Regions from separate parts of the Homo sapiens genome. Here all the other regions are linked to region 2. A link is a loop called in an ENCODE intact Hi-C map of the cell type or tissue named here. Cell type or tissue: Caco-2. All regions are shown on one strand.

Region 1 (8,000 bases), 81 kb before region 2:
AGTGAGGACACTTGCAAGTCTCTGCTGAACAAAATCCTTCCAACTTTCTTCAAGAGTCAAGAAACCTGACAGTGGAGCCTATGCAACTGCCCAGATGGCACATTTTTTTTTTTTTTTTGGTCTTTTTAGCCTTCTCCTTTCTTTGTTTTCCTTTGAGACCTTCAGGACCTACATAGTTAGTAAAGAGGAGGGGGAATGTCAAGTGAAATGAGTCAAATAAATGGAGGAAAACAATAACAAAAAATCCCCCTATAACTTAGGGTGATTTAGAAGGGAATCTTTGCTGAGCCTTAAAGGTGCCATTTCCTCTAGTGACTTTGATGGGTTCACAAAAGTTTGGGTCATTCACTCAGCTGGCCATTCACAGGGGCTTTGAGTAGCTTAATCTTTTAGCTAGTCAGCAGTTTGATAGTGTCATTTATCTGGCCATTGACAGGAGCTCACACACTCTGTCTAGTCTCAAGCGCTGTCCAAGTTCCTCTATCAGAAAAGTCACCTGTGATGGGACCAGAAACCAATATACCTCCAGTGACCCAGGACAGGTTTAAACCCAGCTTTTTTTTAATTTTTTTTTATTTTTTGTTTGTTTGTTTGTTTGTTTTTGAGATGGGGTATAACTCTGTCACCCAGGCTGGAGTGCAGCGGCGTGATCTCAGCTCACTGCAACCTCCGCCCTCCAGGTTCAAGTGATTCTCATGTTTCAGCCCCCAAAGTAGCTAGGATTACAAGCATGTGCCAACATGACTGGCTAATTTTGTATTTTTAGTAAAGATGGGGTTTTGCCATTTGGCCAGACTGGTCTCAAACTCCTGGCCTCAAGCAATCCGCCTGTCTTGGCCTCCCAAAGTGTTGGGATTACAGGCGTGAGCCACCGTGCCTGGCCAAAATCCAGCATTTTATGTTACACTTCTGGTATACACAGATATGTCTTCCACAGAATTGCTGGCTAACAATCTTTTAGTGGTTTTCTTGAATCAGATAATCACTTTGTGACCACTGATTCATGTGTTCAATAAAAATTCCATGCCTACCAAGTGTCAGGCCCCTTGATAGGAGCTGAGGATATATGAAGCTCTTTTCTACTGGGGAGTCTGAAAATAAGCGCCGACGTTCACATGCATCCACACACAAATGCATACACTTAAATCACACATTACGGTGGGTGTTGTGCAGGAGATGAACAGGCTGCAGTGACAGAACTGAAGGATGAGGTAGAGTCTGCTATGTAAAGAAAAAAATGATCAACTCCATTGACTAAAGTGCTGAGATGGGGTCTCTCATCTTTACACACCCTGTGCCCAGCCCAGTGGGCACGCAGTGGACATTAATTGTGGGGCCCTAAGCTTCACCCCCATCACTACAGATGCTCTCAGGGTTGACATTTGGTCAGAGGGCACTGGCTGTCCCAGTTGTTCAGCTACTACTGCTTGGTGACTCTGAAATACCCCACCTCACCCACTCCCAAGACCTCCTCTCACTCCATCCCCAAGACCTACCCTACAACTTAGCAACTAAAGGGGAAAGTGGTCTCCAGCAGGTCTGGAGCTGTCCTGTCCTGCCTATTAAATATTTCAGGAATGATATCCATTCTTAGAGTTGGGAGAGGGTTGTGCGTGCATGCGTGCATGTTCAAGAGGGAGAGAGAGAGAACGTACATGCCCAGCTGGCTTAGAAACAGCCTGCTGCCTTAGAGAAATTGCTAGGATTTTGACAGTACTGTCCCCTTTACAGTTCCATGACCACCATCAAATAGTCTCTGTAATACCTCCTCCTGCCAAGTTCTGGAACAGAATGGTAGAGAAATTAAACAGACATCGTGTATGCCCTTTAATATTAACATATACACCCTGGAATACTATGTAGCCATAAAAAGGAATTAGATCATGTCCTTTGTAGGGACACGGATGGAGCTGGAAGCCATTATCATTAGTAAATTAATGCAGGAACAGAAAACCAAATACCACATGTTCTCACTTATAGGTGGGAGCTGAACAATGAGAACACATGGACACAGGGAGAGGAACAACACACATGGGGTGTGGGGTTGAGGGAGGGTGAGCTTCAGGAAAAATAGCTAATGCATGTTGGGCTTAATACCTAGGCGATGGGTTGATGGGTGCAGCAAACCACCATGGCGCACATTGACCTATGTAACAAACCTGCACATCCTGCACATGGACCCCCAAAATAAAAATATAAATAAAAATTTTTAAAAAATGTTACAGAACTAAAATGAATAACATAGCCCATGTGCGAAAAGTGGCGTTGGGTATGAGGAGCCAAGACATTTGTATTATGTTAGCAAGCTTATTTTGGGCAAGGACAGTCAGATCAAAGTTAATGGGTTCTTCCTCAGAACCCTACTTGGCATCCTGGTATCTGCTTGTGATAAGTCAACCATACAGTCAAACTCTTCAACTGTAGGTACAGGGAGAAGCAGGAATAGAAAAAGACCTATTAAATTATCCTTTTCCTATAGAAACATAAAACACATGTGTCCATGTTTAATATTAAAAACATGGCTATTAAAGTAATAGAAAAATACTTCCTAAAGTTTAGGGGCTTGAGATATAATTCAGAGTAAATTTTTGGAGATCTATAAAAAATCACAAGTAAACCATCTTGCTCTCTCTGACCAACCACTACTGAACTGAAGTCTGGTTTTTCTTTTTTTGATTTAAGAAAGTTCTTTCCAGTCACTGCTATTTCCTTCCGCTCTCATCCAGAGCGTCACAATTCCTTTGGACCTCAAGAACACCTTGGACCTGCCAGTCCTCCCCGGCTCTGCTGCCTCTCCTGGGCCTCCCTGGCAGAAAGGAAAATCTCTTGCCTTTCATGGGGCTTAGCTGAACCCCATTCCTGCTTACTCCCTCAGCAGAAGGAGAAAAACAACAACCACAACAAACCACAAGATTGTAGCCATGATGTGCATTCTTCCTGGTGGCATCCTTCTTATCAGGGAAAAAAAAAAAACTTCTCTTTTTCTGCAGTCCATCTCTCCAGTTTTGCAGAAGCCAACTCTGCCTTTAAGGCTGGAGTTCTTGGTATGAAGCTGAGAACGAGTCCACCTGGAGTAGCAGGAACGAGCCATCTAGTGGGGCCAGTATAACCTGGAAATAGCTGTTGGTGGCACTCTGCCCCTCCCTATTGTATGTGTTTTCATCGCATTTATCTTGCCTTCCCTAGTCCCATTTCTTTTTCTCCTCCTCTGCCTAGGCCTCCACTCCCTAATGGGATTGAGTGATTCAGTTACTTCAGTTAATTTCAATTCAACTCATATTACTAGGTAGGAGAATCTCTGTGAAAGCACTTTGTAACAGGTGAAGTGTTTTACAAATATTAGCTTTAACTAAGCACTAATTATCATATCTTATCTGGGGTGTAGGTAGGAGAGATAAGTGCAAAAACGATAAAAAGCCTTGGTCCTGGCATTCCAGGTTCCTGACATCTAATAGAGGAGATACAAGACGCTTAAGAAAAATATGATGATAGTGTTCTTCCAAACCTACTGTAGAGGAGGGAGTATTTAAACGGACCTAGAAAGATGTGTGAGACTTCTCCTGACAGAAACAGTGAGGACGTTGGAAAAAACACAAGATACATGATGCATCTCTTGCTCAGGGAGTCACAATAGAAGTGGATCCCTTCCAAAAAGAAAGGAATCCCATTAGACCAGTGATCATCCTGAGACAGAAACGATGAATGAGGACCCTGGTCATTTAACCATATCTTCAATCCTCCACAACGTTAAATGTAAGAATTAAATGTCCAAGTTACATCTCTGTTTTGGAAGATGACAAGTTACACCTGACATACTTGGATAAATATGACAAAAATTCACTTGTGCACAGAAAGCTGCCAAGTCCCCTTCAGCGTGGTGAGGACTTGAAGAGATGAAGTTTCTTTGAGCTGTACAGAATAGTCTGGAAGTAGGGGTAGGAGGTAGCATTCTTTTCCAGCCAAAGGTACAAACACCCTCTTAAAAAGAAAGGTGCATTTAGAAGGAATGCGGTCCCCATACATCACCTGTGATTAGCTTTTGGGCAACTTTCATGGACAGGAAGGCTTCCATTCAGGAGCAGACAATTCGCTCAATTACCTTGAGGGTCTTAGGTCATCCCCTGAGAATGGGAACAATGTCCCTCAGACCTGCTAAGGAAACTCAATCAACCAACTCAGGTGTGCAATGAAGCGTTTGAAGAGTCATTGAAGGTGCTATTTACTCTCATTGGGTTTTTTGGGTTTTTTTCTTTTTTGCATGGAGGTAGATAACAAGTCTTTTACTAGAACCTTCATCTGGGAGAGTTTTTGTTTTTCTGTTTGTGGCTTTTACCAGTTCTGTATTCAAAGACCAACACAAAACCCCTGTTTACTTTCTGTCCTGGAAAATGCTATCAGCTCTGTGTGGAGCACTTCCTAGAAAACCCTCCCCTCCCCACCTCCCTAGCATGACTCTTCAGTTTGGCTTCAGGAGGATGTTTACCTCTCACACTTACCATTGAGGTTCAAATCTGGCCAACCTTTTACCAGCCTTGAACACATAAAGCCACAGTCTTCCAAGAGGGGCAGTGGGCTCTCCTGGGTGCATTTCAATGATTTCCACCTGCTAACTTTTGCATTTGGAAAATTGCAGAGAACCAGATTATCATGCCATTTGAGACAATTTTGTCAGCTGTGATTTTCCTAAAGTAGGAATCCATATTCAAATATGAGAGCAAGAGGAAATTTTAGCCTAGACATTAAAGAAAAAAAATGAAAAGGGGTAAATAATCTTAAAATTGCAGCAAAGTTTTAGCCTTTCAAAGGGAAAGTGAGGACAAAACTATATCTAATCAAATTCTCACATTGTAAAGAATCTTCTGATTATTCTTACTTTTTTCTCCTCTTTTACATGCATCCAAAATCACTGCTTCTTTGGTGAAGTTTAAAAACGGAATATTTCTGACATATGCTCTCATTGAGTGATTAAAAATGGAAGCCAGAGGGGGAAAATACTCTCTAATTTGCACTCAAAGCAAAACTAGCCACCAAGGTACAGGAAAGAATAATGAGTGAAATAAATCTCTATAAGAAGTAACAGAAAGGGAATGAAAGATGGGCACTTTAAAAACTTCTCTAGATCAGCAATTCAGTGGGTTTAGCTTGCTAGATTTGCAAACACAGAACCAACAAGACAGCAGGATCAGATGGCATGGGCAAGTGTTTTGGTGCCAGAAAATCTTGCAGAGAGAGCATGTTTGTCATCATTTTCAGGGAGTGAGGGGAGGGCAGAGAGAAAAAAGACAAACCCTTCTGGTATCCACCTACACAGAAAATTTTTGTACTTCTTACCATGGAAATATTAACTTAGAGGAAGGGAACAGACCCTTGGGGACTTCCATCCTAAAACCTTTCTGAAAGGGTAATGCCCAGAAGCATATCCAAAAAGGAAGAGACTGGCAAATGAATTTGTGCAGAAACACCAGCAGAATCAGGACACCAGATTTTCCTGCACAAGCTGCACGTAACTCACCAGGGAGTCAGACTGCTCACTCTCTCGCCTTGTGCAACACAGCCATCCTGGCCTCTCCCAGTCCAGGACCCACTTGTGCAGTCCTTGGCAGAGCCCACGATCTACTGAAACACCACAGCACTGTGTCTATTCCTACTCAAAACACACAAACTCCCTGCAGCATCCTTCAGCGTCCACCTTAGTGACCATACTCAAAATCCTCTTCGAATCCCCTGAGGACAGGAACCAGGCACTAGATCCACTTGGGGACCCAGATTATTCTGAGTTCAAATCCCTTCACCATAGAATAAATCTCCAAATTCCTCTTTCTAATGTATCATGAACCAGCGCCAATTGGGTGGGTAGCTTTGGAAGACTGCTAATAAACTTTCCCCACTGGCAGTATCTCCCTCTTCCTTCTTCCTTCAAAGAGGGGAATTCATAAAAGCATTTGCATAAAATTATATGGAAAATATTGAATTCAGGATCCATTCCTTTTCCATTGCAAACACTACTACATTCACAGTAGGCTGACGACTGTTCGTACTCTTAGAGCATTCTGCCAGTATAGTGATGTATCTTCTTCAGGCCCCAGGTGCCCACATGCTCCAAGTTTAAAGTAACGTGAGAGACCAGAAAAGAAGCCCCAAAACATGTACTCCTTCCCCATTTCCAGGAACGCTCATGTGCATGGGACTGTACAGTCATTTAAATGTTCACTTACACATGGAGATGAACAATTTTTGCTATTGTAGCAAAATTTCACAATGCTTTGAAAACAGATTTGTTCTAAAATGAAAAGCACTAAAGAAATACAAAGAAAAATATTTTTTCCTGTTGAGGACTTAGGTGAGAATGTTTCAAGTCCTGAGTTGTGAGACCAGCTTTGCCTCTCACTAGCTATCACAGAAGTTTTTCTAGATACAAAGATTTCATCTGAAACACGAAGCGGGTGAACTAACAGATTTTGAAGGCTCCTTTCACAACTAAAAGTTCATGACCAATTTTCTTCATGTAAATACTCACGTATCCACAGCCACTCAAACTACCCTCTCTATTTCCCAGCCCACTGCAGCCACGGCCGTGGCGAGTACCCACGCCCAGAGGGGCTCCCAGCCGCTGAGCACTGGGACTTGCTCCAAAATCACATTAAGCTGGCTCTTGTATTTTTAGTTGCCTGCCTCTCTTCTTCCCCCTGTTAGTACAGATTACCCGGAGTTAACGCTCTAGTTGATTCAGCCAAAAATCACCTGGCAGATGTACAGTGTGGGTGGTTTGCCACACATATAACAATAGGACATTAAAACGTCAAACAGCCCTTGAAACTATCAAGATGAGTGGCCTCCACATAAGAAGATCCAGTAGAATTTAGGGAAAATATTGGATCACTTGTTTCTTTATTTTAACATATTTCTTTTAAACTTCTGTTTCAGGGGTGTGTTTTGTACTGTACATAATATATTAGATCTTTACAGATGCATATTTATAAATTAGTATACATCCATTAAGCATACATGCTAAATTTTGTTGTTGTTGTTACTTATAGGAGTACTGGTCCATGGCCTCTTAGAAACTGGGCCACACGGGTGGGCGGCGGGTGAGGAAGCAGTACTGCCTGGGCTCTGCCTCCTATCAGATCAGCAGCGGCATTAGATTCTCATAGGAGCGCAAACCCTATTGTGAACTACGCATATGAGGGATCCACATTGCACACTCCTTATGAGAATCTAACTAACGCCTGATGATCTGAGGTGGAACGGTTTCATTCCCTAAATCACCCCCCTCAACCTCCCCTGTGGAAAAACTCTTCTTCCAGGAAACCCGTCCCTGGTGCCAAAAAGGTTGGGGACTGCTGATTTAAGATGCTGGGCCAAGTTCTGTCCACCACCTGTTTCTGTAAATGAAGTTTTATTGGGACATAGCTAAGCCCATTCATTTACATAGTATCTTTGGCTATTTTGATACTACAATGGCAGAGTTCAGTTGCTGCATCAGAGAGGGTATGGCCCACAAATCCTAAAATATTTTCTGTCTGGCCATGTATAGAAAAAATTCACTGACCCTTGATCTAGACTAACCCCATTTTGATGGGTTGAAGGAATTGAAGCCCAGAGTTGTTGAGTACATTACCAAAGCAGACTGGAGCCAGGGCTCTTCTTCAAAGCATTCTTTAGCCAATGCTTTGTACACACAATCACACTGTCATCCTCGTACCTCATGTTCTTTCAGATCTTTTGACTTCCAAACTAAGATACTACTAGACTAAATTTTATTTCACCCACAAATGGCTGCTTTTACCTGAGCTCACCTCTAGGCCTTCCCCCATCCCTCATTCTCCCAGCTGGGTTGCTGCAGCTTCCATAGTGGGTAGCCTGCCCCTGCCAAAAAGTGCTGTACATATTACTCATCTGCTGTTTGTACCAAACAGAAGATCACCTGGGTTTCTTCCTTTTTTTCACACACTATAATTACTATGCTGTATTTCTCAAAACACTTAGAAACTCAGCGA
Region 2 (8,000 bases):
TACTGATAAGACTGATGTTTCTTAATTCTTCACAAGGCACTTTGGGTGGAACGTTAAGCCCACATCCACAAATGCTTATTGGGTACATACCATGTGTAAGGCAGTGACCTAGACACTAGGGATGCACTGGAGAACAAGACGTGGCTCCTGCCTCCAAAGAACTTTCAGTCTGCTTGGAGAGGGAGGGAGAGAGAAAGAGAGAGAGGAGAGAGAGAGAGAGAGAGAGAGAGAGAGAGAGAGAGAGAGAGATCAACACAAAATAAAACACAGCATAAATGCTGCCCAGGAGGTAATTTCAAGACAGTAGATGCATACCCAGGAGGTACGTCTGACCAATCCAGTGTCAGGGCACCATGTAGGACAGAGCAGTCCTCTTGGAAAAATTCATGAGTGTTCTAATGTGCCTTATGACCATCACAAGGGCCCATGGTGATGGTTATAGACACCAACCTTCTTCTGACAGCATTAAGTGCATTTGGAAAATACAAATCTAATCATGTCACCTCTTTATAAAACCCAAGAGCTTTCCATGACTTCTAGAATCAAGACAAAACTCCTTACTCTATGTTATGGTTCATTCATGTGTCAACTTGGCTAGGCTACAGCACCCAGTTATGTAATTGAACACTAACCTACGTGTGGCTGTGAAGGTGTTTTACAGATGTGCTTAACATCTGCAGTCAGTTGACTTTAAATAACTAGAGTAACTTCAAGTAATAAGTTATCCACCTTGATAATGTGGTGGGCTTCATCCAATCAATGAAAGGCCTTAAGAGCAACAACTAAGATTCCCAGAGAAGAAGAAATTCTTCATCAAAAAAGAAGAAATTACACGTCAAGATTGCAGCACCAGCTCCTGCCCGAGTTTCTAGCCTGCTTGCCTGCCAGCCTGTCCTACAGACTTCACACTTGCCAGTTCTCTTAATTACATATTTATATGATATATAATACATATTATAGAGCTTATTGGTTCTGTATTTATATATAAATTGTTTATATACTATATATATTTGTATTAAGTATTATTAATAATATTACACACACATACACATATATATCCTACTGGTTCCATTTCCCTGGAGAGCTCTGACTGACACATCATGGTCTCCAGGCTTGGTGCAGTCCAGTTCTCACCCTTCCCACCAGCCACACCATCTACCCCAGTCCTCCTTGCTTTGTCTCTTCCACTCACACCAGCTTTTTCTCATTCTAAGTCCTTTCAACCCATCCTGTCCTCTCCTTTCACAAGCTGTTCTCTCTGCCTGGATCACTCTCCCTCCTTTCCTGATTAACACCTACTCATGCCTCAGCTCAACAATTGCTTCTTCAGGGATCCTCCCCCAGCCTCCCAGTGTCAACCCCACTTAGCACAAGATTTCAAAGCACCTCACACCACTCCTGCAGAGCTGGATAAGTTGCAGCTTCCGTCTTTCCTACATGTAAGTTCCATGAAGGCAGGAACCAGGTCTGGTTGGACTCATTATTTTCTAACTGCATTCCCCAGCACAGTGCTTGGGACATAAAAGGCTCTCAATGAGTATTTGTTCCACGAATGTCAACACAGATGTGATAAGAGCAGAAAACAGTCCCTCACCACAGGCACAGCCACTGAAGTTCTTGCCAGGTAGAATCCAGTGGCCCAGTCCTTTTGATGACTCATCAAGTTGAAACTCAAGGTCAGAAAAAAGGGGAACTCAGAGAGGCAGTCAAAGCAGACAGAGGGAGGGGGCTTTACTTGCCAGAGACAGAAATGTCTCTGCAGATGGGCTGGAGGCGGTCAGTGTGGCTACAGCCTCACATTGATACTGACTTCTCCAAAATACCACCTGCCTCTAAACTCAAACTGGCGTTTATGTAATGACATTTCCTACTTATTACCAGCTGCCAAATGTTGAAATTCCCAGAAGCACCTTTCTAAAGTCTTAAATATCAACTCTAGCCTATTAAAGAAGAGAAAAAGACAAAGATGTGTTATTACCAGGTTTCTTTTTATTTTTTTTTTTAAAAAAGGCTCAAAACTAAAAATTATCTAGCCCTGGCTGAATTGGGGTGAAGATAAGTGAGTGATTATTACATTTCTTCTTCAGGTTATTTTTACCCTGAGTTACCTGTGCTGAATAAGCTAGCAAAGTTCCCAAAACGCCAGGCCACTAGGTCAAGTTTCTAGAAGTAGTAGCTACAGCCAACTTCTCAATTCTTTTATGTGGTGATTTGAAGACACATCTTCCAATTCTTCAGCATTCTTCCTAGTGAGAAGTGAGGTCTACAGCCCTCCTTTTTAAATCCAGGCAGCTTGTGTCTCCCATGCATCTCATGAAATGCATTGGAAGAGCTGTATGTGACTTCCATGGCTTGCTCATGAATGACAGTGAAGTTCTGTCTTCTTCCCAGGAATAGTCGTGGTAGGAGCCCTGAGCCCTGGCAGATAGGTCTTACTCTCCTGAGGTTGCCTTGCTGGGAGGGAGCCAAGCCACGTGGAGAGACCACGTGAAAATGTTCCAGGTGGCAGTCCTCCTCTTCAAGTCCTTCTTGCCCAGGTGCCGTATGTACGTGAACAAGGTCTCAGATGATTCTAGACCCAGCTGTTGAGTCAACCTCAGCCTTGAGTCTTCTCAGCTGAGGCCTCAGCTGTGATGGAGGGGAGGCTCAAACAAGTCATTCCCACTGTGCCCTTTCGGAATTCTTAACCCAAACGGATACTAACATAGTTATTGCTCTACATAACTGTGTTTAGAGTGGTTTTTGTTAGGTAGCAGTAATAACCAGAACAATATAGAAAAATGGGAGTTATTTTGTAGATGTCAAAGCAAATGTCCAACTTTTCTCCATTAACAGCTTCTACCTACAGCAAATCTCTCAAATATAAACAAATAAAAGCCAGCCTCAATACTTTATGAGAAGAGTGAGTTCCAAGCAGCTACACCTACTGAGAGAGAAAAAGGAATTGCGTCTGGAGAAGAGAGAGCTCAATTGGTACTTGAATGAATAAAGGAATGACTCAAGGAGCTATGAAATGTTTAGGTAAGGATATAGCAGGAGGCAAAGGATCATTTTCTGAGACCAATAGCAACTTCAGCCCCCAGTTCAAAAAAATTCAGTCCTGCAGAAATCACAATAGCATATCCTTATGTTCTTATTCTGTCATATTTTATGCAACTTAACAACCAAACACACACAAAGAACATATATATGTAACTGACACAAAACTGAGCTGGATAACAAACATATTCAATGGCAGAAAGACTCAAAATTATTTCGACAAGCTGGAACAGGGTGGAAGAATAAAAGTGAGTAATCTTATCCCAGAAGAGTGACCTCAGACCAGAGAGCAGCTGAAATGATTGCACAAGGACATCAATGTCTTTTGGGAGAGGTATTAGACTCATCTTGAAGATAAGAAGCAGCTATGGAATATTTTAAAATAGAGAAGCATGATGATAAAATCAGTGTTTTAGAAGATTAACTTGACATCTCTTTGTGTAATGGATTCAAGGGAGAACAAATAGAAGGAATAAATGACACTTAGCACTTAGGAAATGTTTGCAATCCCACCACAATGAAAGTACATGGATCGGGGCTGGTCTGACCAGAATGGGAGTGAAAAAGAAGCAAAGATGATTGGTGGTGTGACCATGAAGACTCGGGCAGCAGGCTGGGTATCAAGAGTAAAGAAAAAGTCAAAGAAGACTCAGAAGCCTGAGTGAGAGGTCAGCAAGTTCATGGAAACAGAAAAAGATGGGGGAGGAAGTATGTTTGGAGACAAGGAAAACAAGCTCAGGAGAAATCTATGGACTTTGAGATAATGTTATCAAGATTTTTAGCTTATAAAAAAAGTTGATGGATAATTGGAGACATTGGATTAAGGTTTACAAGGGAAGATAGGCCTAGAGAAATGGATTTGGGAAACACATCAGCCTAGAGTTGATACCTAAAGCCATGAATAAATTCCCATATTTTTGCCATCTTAGACTCTTTGCTAGATCTTTAGCCTTCATGGCATATTATATTCAGGATGAAAATTTTTGAAAATATATGGCATTGTTTTCTTTCTTTCTTTTCTTTTTTTTTTTTTTTTTTTTTTTGAGACAGAGTCTTACTCCGTTGCCCAGACTGGAGTGCAGTGGTGCTATCTTGGCTCACTACAACCTCCGCCTCCCGGGTTCAAGTGATTCTCCTGCCTCTGCCTCCTGAGTAGCTGGGATTACAGGTGTGCATTATCATGCCTGGCTAATTTTTGTATTTTTGGTAGAGATGGGGTTTCACCATGTTGGTCAGGCTGGTCTCAAACTCCTGACCTCAAGTGATCCACCCACCTTGGCCTCCCACAGTGTTGGGATTACAGGTGTGAGCCACCAAGTCTGGCCTACCGCATCTTTTTCTTGTAGGGAGCTGCATAATTAGGTCTACCATGCAATAGCAATTTTATTGATAATTTTATAATTAAGAAACAAAATATGAATTGCCAAGATTACCTATATTCATTTTGGCTCTCAGTCTATTTTGAACTATTTCTCCTACTCCTACCTTCAACTGACAGGATTGGCCACAGAAATCATAGAACCATTTTGAATGCTTTTAAAGACTATCTGGGTGGGCCACCATTCATACTGCTCTCCACTTGAATGAATTGTCAGAACACCAAGAGCTTTTGCAGAGCCAGAAAGAACCAAAGAACGTGCAGCTGGAGGTATCAGCTGTGCATATCTAATTCTGGCCAAAACACCTCCCCAGAGTGTCCAGCTGGAGAGAGGGGAAGAAAAAAAGAAGAAAGACAGTAATTCAGTCAGGGACGTCAACAGCGGCTGAAGACGCGAGCTGGTTGCAGAGCACTGATACTGTTGGGTACAAAAAGAGGTGCTGCTGCCACCACAATATTTGGATAACCTGCAATTGCAAAGTACACATCTGTCTGTGACCATCTGTCTGAAAGTATGCTGGAGGTCAGAGGCTCGGTGAATACAGCAACCTGCAAGTGGAATGAGATAAGATAAAAAGAAGAGGGAAGTATGCAAGGAATCCCATTGGTTTCGCTTAAAAAGACACAGCAAGTTGAAAGAAAGTGTGGGATGGGATCTCCTTAAGTAAATTATGATTCAGCAAGTGCCGTTTTATCTGCCTAAGAAAGTAATTACAGGAAAGCAGTGTTTCCTGAAAAGTGTCTTTAAGGATGAGCCCGTTTGGAATAGTGAGAGGGTGCTGGCAGATGAAGGGTAGCAACCGCATGGCTTCCCCGGAGATGGTCTGGCCTGATCTGTCAGGTGCAGAATTGAGATTATTAGCACAGAAAACTTTGAAACTTGCTTTCCTTGACCTCCACAACACCCAGCACCTTCCACGCTCTGATTTTCTCCTATCTCTCTTGGCCATCCTTCAGTTGCTTTCACAGGTTTATCTTCCTCTGCCTGTTTCTTAATACTGGGGCTCCCCTGGGCTCCAAGCCCTCCCCTCTTCCTATTCAAACACTCTCCCTAAGTGATCTCATGCACTCCCTCGGTTTCACTGTCATTTGTGTATTGATGACTGTCAAATATTTACTCTTACTCAGATCTCTTGTCTAGGCTCGGGCCTGGATTGTAACTACATCCTTGGTACCTCCTCTTGGGCATTTTACAGTCTCAACTTGTCTAAAGTCGAACTCATGACTTTCTTCCAGAGACTCTTGCCTCTTCTAGTGTTTGCTATCAGTGAATGGCACCTCCATTCACAAGTTACCCAAGTTGGCCACCTAGGAGTCCTCTCCTTCCCTTGGCCCATCCTTCAACCACACATCAGCGTCCAAAATCCATCCACTGCTTTCCAACCCCACTTCCATTATCCTAGGCCAAGGAGCCACTATTTTTCATGACCACAATAAACTTCTGATTTGTCTTCCTCTTATTATCACAACAGCCTCCAACTGGTCTGCCTGTCTGTGGTCTTGACTCAGCCCTACTTCATCCCCAATTCATTCTCAAGCTCTCATTCTAAAATTAATTCAATCATCTCACTTCTATCTAAATCTCTTTAATGGATTCTATTGCTCTTAGTATAAGGTCCAGATTTATTAATAAGATTTGCATAGTTTGCTGCATCTACCTTTTTATCCCTCACCTCTACCTTCCTTTAAACTCTACAGTCCAGTTACACTGAGTTGGTTTTTTTGTTTGTTTTTATTTTGTTTTTTATTTCCTTGAACACACCAAGTTCTCCCACAATTACAGCATTTTGCAAATGCTGCCTGACAGCCTCTTCTCCTTTTATTTGCCAAACAATGACTATTTATCCTTTAGGTCCCAGTATAGACATAACTTTCCAGTGTAGATTAGGGCCCCCCTCCTTTCCACCATGATCTCCCCAACGACCCTGTATTTCTCCCCATCAAATCACACTCTACTGTTAATGCCTGTTTACACAGCTTTATCTTCCACTAGACCTTGAGCTCCATGAGGGCAGAAAGCATGTCTGTTTTGTGGGCAATTGTATCTCCAGTACCCAGCCCAGTATTGGGCTTGATATATGTAGAATGAATACATGAATACATGAATTGCAGGCACACTAATTGACAGCAGAACTTCACCAGGTCTATGTCAAACAACATCACCTCAGAGAATTAGAAAGATTCCAAAATTCCTTCATCTAGGATGAGCCTGGCAGCTGCAGCATCTCCAGGAACATTCATTTCCTGAGGTGTGGCCAAAAAGAATTTTCTGAGAGATTCTCAACTGCAGCTCACTGAGAGTCTCTTACACCAAGCACAAAGTAATCTCTTTGCTTCCAGCAAGCAACATTCAACAATTAATGAATCTTTCCCTTGGTGTCAGGAGCTTAGGAAGGCAGACTATAAAACAGAAAAGTTGAGGTGGTCTCAGTCTTCCTAGAGTAGATTGTCTTGGACTATTCCCTAAATCAGTGGTTTCAAATCTCACGTATGTTATCAGAGTCATCTGGAGACCTTGTGAAAGCACAGATGTCTGAACCTGACCCCCAGAGTTTCTGAATCAGTAGGTCTGGGATGAGGCCATAGAATTTGCATTTCTAATAAGTCTCCAGGTGATGCTGATGCTGCTGATCTGGGGACCACAACCTTGAGAACCACCGCACTAAACATTTGAGTCACCCCTCTTAGTCATACAAACATAAGAGAAGCAGGCTCCCAATGTACTGAGGGAGGATGGACGCCTCTTCCTGAACCCTGGCCGACTGCTAAGCAGGATGTGGGAAAACTTGGAATTAAAGGAACTCTGGGAAACAAGAAATCAGAAACCCGGAAATCCAACCCCTTCTGTATTGAGGGTGAAGATGACTAGAACACTCTGATAGCTTAGGACAGTCCAAATTAAAATATCTCTGCAAGAAAAGGACATCATGGGCATTGTGATGGATGTGACCACTGAGCATCCACTCTTCTTCTGAAAATAGCTCCTCCTTTTCCCTTGATGAACTGCTATTCTCCAGCTCTTAGTCCTTGTGATTCAAGTAAGGCCAACTTCACACCTTGGGCACAGGAGAGGACCCAAAACTTAGATCTGTGCAATAAGTGTGTGTCACACCCAGCCCATAATGATTGCTTCAGAGCTGGTGTGTGATCCAGGTTGATCTAATGAAAGTAAGCCCTAGAAGACTGTTCAAACTGTTGGGACGGGAACCATCCCTTTCCTCTGAGCTTGCCAAACCAATAAGATGTAAGTCTGGGGCTTCCGATGGCCATTGCCACTAGTGGGAAAAATGTACCAGAGAATGACACGAACACTGAAGAAAACCCAGCCAAGAGATGAAGAGACATATTCCTGACAATATTATCTGGATCCAGCAGATCTTGAAGTTAGAATACCCCAGAATCTGAGCTGAGCATTTATTACTCGCAACTGAAAGTATAGACTGAAATAAGAGAGAGTTCTTTCTTTTACCTTTTTTTTTTTTTTTTTTTGGAGACAGTCTCACTCTGTCACCTAGGCTAGAGTGCAGTGGTGCAGTCTCGGCTCACTGCAAACTCCACCTCCCAGGTTCCAGCGAGTCTCCTC
Region 3 (8,000 bases), 160 kb before region 2:
TTGGGCTCAAATCCCAGCTCAGCTACTTACTAGCTATATGACCTTTTGCAAATTACCCTCTAAACTTCAGTTTCTTCATCAGTAAGTATAAGGCCTAACAAATTCGTAGAGAAGATTAAATGAGATTATGTATGCAGAGCCCTTGGCTAGGTCCTTACCCTTAGTAAGCCCCAGCAAATGTCAGTCATTATTTTAATACTTTATTACATGTCTTTTTACCCTACTACAATAGTGTGCCTGGGGATTGGGGCTGGGCTGGGCTTGATTTTAAAGTTATAGAATAATATTGGAGGCTCTAAGCTAAAATTCTTACATACAATACCATAATTTCTGAAAAGACTTCACAGCTAATATAGTTTATATCAATCATTTTACACCAAGATATACATATTGTTGTCACTGAAAATTATTCCCTAATAAATTTTTTACCATTTATATTTGAGCAACTTTATTGCAATATAATTCAATAAACTTTTATTCATCATGTTCTCTGTGCCAAGCACTGCACTAAGAACTGGAAATACAAAGATCTGAAACACAGTCTGGCTTTAAGTTGCTTGGAACCCAGAAGTAACAACAAACTGCAAACAGCAGGGGAAAAATGAAAAAATTAGAAGATACGTTCAAAAAGGTTATCCTATAACTCAATTATGCAAAGATTAATAAGATGAAAGAAAAGGGACATGAAAAGCAGTTCCAGGAAATGATATGTATATTAGAAATTCCAGAAGAAAATAAAGCAAACGTACAAAAAGCTAACATAAACTACAGAAAACCTTTGACCTCAACCAAAGGGAGATTCAGATCTTTAGATTTCAAAAGTTTATCAAGTATGAGGTAAAATTAATGAAATGACTTAACTTGGCCAACCTTTGAATTTTAATGGGAAAGAAAAATCCTACAAGCCACATGTAGGGAGATGAACAAAATCTTGTTTCCCAGAAAAGGGATATTTTCCAGGTATCATTCCCGTCATCCCCTGCAACAAAAAGTCCTCAAATTCTCTACTCATTCCTATTATTTCTAATGTATATAAACAACAGAAAGACCTATTCTTGGACATACAAAGATAAACAAAGACCAGAAATCATTTATCTTTTCTGATATTTTGAAGTGAAAATATACACCAGCTGACTTAGAAATTAATAAAAAGAACAAACTCAAAACCTAGTTATAAAACCTAATACAAATGTCAAGAGAGTGTAAATAATGTAAAGAATTATTAGAGCATAATAAAAATAAGGGTAGTAAGTCAACTGAGCAAGGAAAAGGAGGAAATCAAAGAATGCTCAATGTTTTATTTCATACCAGGACATTAATAACTTTACATAAACAGCCTTAAAAAGATATAAAATATTAATACAGGATAAGCTAGCATCTCAAATCATCAAAGGAAAAATGAATTACTCAACAACTGGTTAAAACTACCATCTAAATCTGTGGGAAAACAGAAAATCAAATTGACACAATATATAAGGTACCAAAATGAATCCCAGATGGATTAAATATTGAAACGCAAAATATAAAACCATAATGAGGGCTATATGCAGTGGCTCATGCCTGTAATCCAGCACTTTGGGAGGCTGAGGCAGGAGGATCACTTGAGACCAGGAGTTTGAGACCAGTCTGGGCAACATAGTGAGCCTCTGTGTCTACGAAATTAAAAAAAAAAAAAAAAAAGCCAGGCATGGGGCATGGTGGCATGTGCTTGTAGTCACAGCTACTTGGGAAACTGAGACGGGAACTGCTTCAGCCCAGGAGTTTGAGGCTGCAGGGAGCTATGATCATACCACTGTACATCAGCCTGGGTGACAGAATGAGACCCTGTCTCTAAAATATAAATTGTTTAAATCCCATAATTTTACAAGAATAAAAAATAAGGGACTACATAGTCTAAGGAGAGAAAAGCTTTTCAGTGTGTAACACCAGACAAAAATATAAATAAAAAGGCTGATAAATATTATAAAATCATTTTTCACTGTACTTAAAAGAAACACCATACACAAAATTTGAAAACAATAAACTAGGGGAAAATATAGAGGTTAATTATATTAATTTATATACATTTTATAAATCAGTAAGAAAATGACTATTATATCAACTTTTTAAAAAAGAGTATATTCCAGATTTTGACAAGAAAGTAATATAAATGCTTCATAAATACAGAAAAAAAATCCAACTTGATTATTTAAAAAGTAAGGCAAGTAAAAGTACAATGACATGTTCAAAAGAGCGAACAATAAATAAGGAAATGTTAATGGCATATGTTCAAAAAACCTCCGCACAGAAAAACAGATCCTCGATAAATACGTGCAGACTGTTTTCTCCCCACTACCGTCTGTTTTGCAAAGCTTTTTCTGAAAATAAGTATCAGTTTGACACGATAGGGGATATTAAGGTCAGATGATTGCTTCATTATTTACTTTAATATTGATGCTTGCCTCTGATCTTCAGTTGGCTGTCCTTAACAAGCAAAACCTATAGTCACTTTAAATACCTTAAAATGTGATTTACTGTAACTCTCTTGTAACTAAAACTGCAGACATTTAAAAGTCAATATAATTAGAAAGTTGCTTTCTGTGTATAAGTTGTATTTTCACAATTAGTGTCCCCAGTGTGCCCCACTTTGGGGCAGATCAAATTATACTACAATGTGGGTGTATTTTCCTTAAAATATTTTTTTCATTTGGAAAAGACAACTCAAAATATTATGCATATATTTTAAATTCTCTTTTCAGAAAGAAGAAAACAATGCCTCCCACTACTCCACCCAGCAGTCTCCCTCCCACCCCCTGGGGCCATGGTTACAAAATTTGAAGAAATTTTCCATTTCCAGTTTGGATGCCAGATTAATTCATTCCTCTGTTGAAGGATTCCAGGAGCTCCAGCTTGGCTCCTGGTCAATTCGAGGACACTGGGAAGGTAAGGGTCAGAACCAGGCCTAACCTAATGAAGCACGTGTCCTCTTTAGTAGGCTCAGAATGACCTGGTCCCTAGGCTCACTTGAAGATAACTAGGCTTCTCTGAGAATCCTGTGAACCTAACATCACTCGAATTTAGTATATGTGAGACTCATTTACTCCTAGATTCAATGCTCAGAGGGTTGGGTGGATTCAGATTGCCTTCAGAAAATGAGTTAAAGATCATGGAATACATTCGCTTTAGAATTAGCAGGGATGAAAGGGAAAAAAGAACAGGCTTTACAGCATCAGGTAAAATTCAAGTATAACAAACCTGTGAATCTGACAAATCATTTCATGAGAGGGTAATTTTATGGAAACAAATATAGTCCTGGAAACAATGTTCACAATCTCAAGGACCTGGGGAGAGAAGAAAACTAACAACAGGAATAAATTATACATTAGGGAAACAAACACAGTTGATGGGAAAGGAAGGTTTCACCTTCAGACAGCTCTCCCCATTTTGTTTCTTTCTAATTCCAGCTCCAGATCCTTTTTGGTATGTGCATTCTTGTCTTGGTGAATTGTTTGGAGATTTATTATTATAATAATTATAATTTCCTTGTGGGGATGGTTAGAATATTTGTTGGGGAAAAAGAAAAAGAAAGTTGAAAAATTGTTACTACTTAATGGCAGGACATAATGTCTGTTAAATTCTATGTTGCAATCACTTTTTCAGTCTTTCTCCCCAATGCCAACTGCCTACAATTAGTTAACTTTATTATACAGACTAGCAGGCGCGTGGAAGGAGACTAATAAAAATATTTGTTGAGTTTATTATCGAGAAAATGCTTCAACTACTTTCCAAAAAGCACTGTTATCATAGACCAGTGTCTGTCAGGTCATATAAACAGCTCTGCTACGAAGCATGTTTTCTTTTGAAGGGATTTATTGTCATGCAACTTTATACTTTGGAGAAAAACACAGATTTATCAGTAAAGAATATGAGTGTGAAGCTTGCAACTTGCTATCCAGAAGAAATCGTTAAAGAGATATCTTTAAATGTATTCAAATGAGATTGGTTTCCATAGAATGAAGGAAAATGTACAAATCAACAATTTATGAGCATTTTTAAATCTTTTATTTCTTGAAACTGATAATTAGAAGAAAACCCAAATTTAAGACCTTCACTAATTTTATTGAACATTTATTCAAAATCTTATAAAACATCTTTTATATGTGAAGACAGATAGATAGACGTCACTTTAACGGCTATTGTTGAGAATTCAAGAATGCAGAAAACAATTCTTATAAGTCATGTATCAAGTAGTAGGTCCATTTTTTTGTTTTATTTTTAGTTGGGCCTAGTAGTTATTCTTTTCTTTCTTGAATAGTGCCGCTACCTGCCTAAGAATCACAGCTCACTTCCAAGACAGCCATTTCAATGGTGGAAAAGGATTAACAATAACAGATTAATCAATCCCAGGAGAATTTTCTCATTATCCCCAAGGGATGTATTCCTGTACTCTGAGGCAATAAATCCAATTGTAGTGGGGCCATATCTACCCATTGCCCTTACTTAATGGTTATAATGCTTTTGACACAATTACTGTTACTAACTTGATGTGTCTTTATCTTTGCAGTACTAAGAAAATAATGCAACATCAACTGAACATAAAACCCCATTGCTTTCGTTAGAGAAATAAAAGATAACAGCATACTTGAATGGGTAGACTTACCTCTAGAAAGGGAAAATTTCTGTTTTCTGTGGAACTTCAGAGGCACTTTTCTTGTGGGTTAACCACTAGAGGGCATCATGAGGCTATATACTTAACACTTGGAATATTGATTACTCGAATTAATTATTCTTAAAACACTGTTCTTCATGTTCACAATTCTCATTTAAATGAATAAAAATGGAGGTGTAAAAATCATTTGTCTTCAATTTAATGTGCATTAGGAATATTCAGCAGAAATGCGACAGAGACTAAAACTCCAAGTTACCAGGTCCGTTGAATCACACACCAAGAGAATTCATCTAATTAAAGGGTGGATATGGCTAACAGAAAATGGGATGCTTCAACATGATTCTGGAAGCAAAGTAAATACCTTAGAAATTTATTATCTATTCAATCATTTTTTTCATCATAAGCATTATGAGCCAAGGACCAACATTCAACTAATTGCCACTCTGGAGACAGCCATTTTCAAAGTTCAAACTGTACTTCTCAGAAAATGGAACAGGGTGATTGCTACTTCTTGCTATAAGATCTCTGGATTTCAGCTCATGCTTCATCTCTAACCTGCCAGTTTGGGTGCTTCCTTGACTTCTTTCCTGAAAATATTTGGCAAAAGATGGCCAGGCCATGTTGCCTTTTGTGATACAAGAAGTGCCTTGACTTAAACAGGGGCTACAACAAAGTATTTGACCTATTATGTAATTTCTCAAGAAACCTGGCCTAATGTGGGTTTAACTATTATTTTAGTATTTTTTAGTCAATACATTTTATCTTTTAGAGAAGTTTTAGGTTCACAGCAACATTGAGTGGAATGCGCTGAGTTTCCATATACCTCTGTCCCTGCCCCCTTCCCCCATAACCTCCCCGACTACTGACATCCTGCAGCAGTGGTATATTTGTTACTATTAATGAACCTGTATTGACACATCAGTGTCACCCAAAGTTCATCATTTACATTCGGGTTCACTCTTGGTGAAACTAAGGGTTTTGACAAATGTGTATCCACCTTTGCAGTACCATACATGCCCTAAAAATCCTCTATATTCCCCCCATTGACCCCTCCCTCTGCAGTAACTGCTGGCAATCACTGATCTTTTCACTGTCTCCATAGTTTTGCTTTTTCCAAAATGTCATATAGTTGAAATCATACAGTACATAGCCTTTTCAGATTGGCTTTTACTTATTAATAGGCATTTGTTTCCTCCGTGTCTTTTCATGGCGTGATAGCTCATTTCTTTTTAGTGTTGAATAATGTTTCATTTCTTAGGTATAAAACAGTTTGTTTATCCATTCACCTACTGAGGGACATCTTGATTGCTTTCAAGTTTTGACAATTATAAATAAGCTGCTATAAACATCCACGTGCAGGTTTTTGAATGAATGTAAGTTTTCAAGTCATTTGGGTATTGTTTTATTTTTAGCTTATCTGAGCTCTTGAGGGAAGAGAACAATGCTTCCTTAGAGTTAACTAAGGTTTAGCCTTTCTTTTGGCTTATGGAGAGCCATGCAGCGTTAGGACTGAAAGGAAATTTGGTGGCCTAATCCACTCATTCTACTTTAGGAAACTGAGGCACATACACATGGACTAGTTGTTATTCTATCCTTTATAAAAGCCTAGCCTTCCTGGATTTTGTTTTTCGGTGTGTGTGTGTGTGTGTGTGTGTGTGTGTGTGTGTGTGTGTTTGCTTTCAGATGTCACATTAGTTCTTGAATGACTAGTAAATTTTAAAGATCTTTTGCCCATTGGGTTCAGTCTCAGATTTTGCCATTAACTTTTTGATACAAACCATATAAGCATGAAAAAAATCCAGCGAATAATTTTTAAAATGCAAAGTTTGGAATGAGAAGGGGCATGGAGAAGAAACATGGTCACCTGGGTTAGCAAGCTGTCCTGAATTGGTAGTTTTAACTCAATACCGCTGAAGACAATTCTCATCTTGCTGATGACCCAGGCTACTCTGCCCCAAACAATCCTCAAAGCAGGGTACTGGCTTCCCATCTGGAAAATCAGACACAGTAGTATAACTGGATGCTAAATGAGACCTCTCCTGTTACCTTCCTTTCAGCTGAGGTCCCAAAGCTGAGAATCATAGGTGATAACTACTCCCATGTTCTAAAGAGAGATGTTAAACCATCTCTTCAAAGCTTACCAAGGAGGTGGCCCTTACCTCAGTCTGATCAGACGAGGAAGAGAGTGAGTATTACTTTGAAGAGCCCTGTTAGAGGAGAGGGAGGTGCTCCCCCTAATTCAAAACAAATGAAGGGGGCCTTTACAAAAACCATTTGTAGACGGTGTGGGTCTTGCCAGGAGAGAATACTGACATCGCACCGCACTCATACACCTCCCATCTTCTCCCACAACCCTCTCTAAACAGAGGTCCAGAGCAGAGCCTGGTTGGTTACATAATTCTTGGGAAAATTTGGCCTGCGTTTTCTGGAACGTGGAGACTAGTGTTTAATTCTTACTGGAAGAGTCCGAGTCTCAAGAATAGAAGAAGTCTTTGTGGGTGTCCCGTCAGTTGCAAGAGCTGGGCTGCATGGCAAGCAATCGGACAAAGGAATATAACCTGCCCTAGGGAATAGCAATGTTGGAGGTTGTCTTGGGAGGAAGGGAGTGGTCTCATCAAGAACCCCCAAAAGCACCTACATTACTTAATACAGGGGCTTACAAAATCTTAGGGAGAGCTAAAGGAGCAAGCCTCCCAGAATCACTCACAGAGTGATACTGAACTGACCCACTGGGAGACTTCGTACCTCTGAGGCTACCTCTTGAGTTAGAAGCTGAAGCCATATCCACCACTACTTCTCTCCATATGGGAACATGGCAGGTGGACACAGGAACAACAGAATGGTACATTTGTTACAACTGATGAACCTATATCAATATATAATTACCACCCAAAACTTCATGGTTCCATCATCTCACTTGTTAGAAACCATAGTCTGACAATACCATTCAGGACAAAGGCATGGGCAAAGATTTCATGACAAAATCACCAAAAGCAATTGCAACAAAAGGAAAAATTGACAAATGCTATCTAATTAATCTAAAGAGCTTCTGCACAGTGAAAGAAACTATCATCAAAGCAAACAGGCAACCTACAGAGCAGGAGAAAATTTTTGCAACCTATTCATCTGACAAAGGTCTAATATTCCTGAATATTTAGGAACTTAAACAAATTTGCAAGAAAAAAACAACCGCATTAAAAAGTGGGAAAAGAACATGAACAGACACTTCACAAAAGAAGACATTCATGCAGCCGAAAAACATATGAATAAAAACTCAACATCACTGATCATTAGAGAAATGCAAATCAAAACCACAACAAGATACCATCTCATGCCAGTCAGAATATCAATT

Evidence for each region. Peaks named below come from ENCODE experiments on the same cell type or tissue, not always from the same donor. Only the 100,000 strongest peaks of a DNase experiment are listed, where the experiment ranks them.
Region 1: it touches region 2 in a loop (4-fold over the local background); 3 of 110 quality-filtered maps call a loop at or near these places.
Region 3: it touches region 2 in a loop (4-fold over the local background); 3 of 110 quality-filtered maps call a loop at or near these places.

What each region holds. Positions count from the first base shown.
Region 1 is chr6:105,810,834-105,818,833 of GRCh38, forward strand. No RefSeq gene overlaps it. Among named protein-coding and RNA genes, the nearest start is that of LINC02836, 180 kb to the left of the region's middle. In Caco-2, no CTCF peak of the experiment used is centred here; no DNase peak of the experiment used is centred here.
Region 2 is chr6:105,891,432-105,899,431 of GRCh38, forward strand. It overlaps LOC105377923 (a long non-coding RNA gene), which reads right to left and starts at 1,666. Exons shown (of 3, transcript XR_001744275.2): 1 at 1,595-1,666. In Caco-2, no CTCF peak of the experiment used is centred here; DNase peaks (open chromatin) are centred at 4,920 and 5,340.
Region 3 is chr6:105,729,045-105,737,044 of GRCh38, forward strand. No RefSeq gene overlaps it. Among named protein-coding and RNA genes, the nearest start is that of LINC02836, 100 kb to the left of the region's middle. In Caco-2, a CTCF peak has its summit at 4,707 (motif pointing right); no DNase peak of the experiment used is centred here.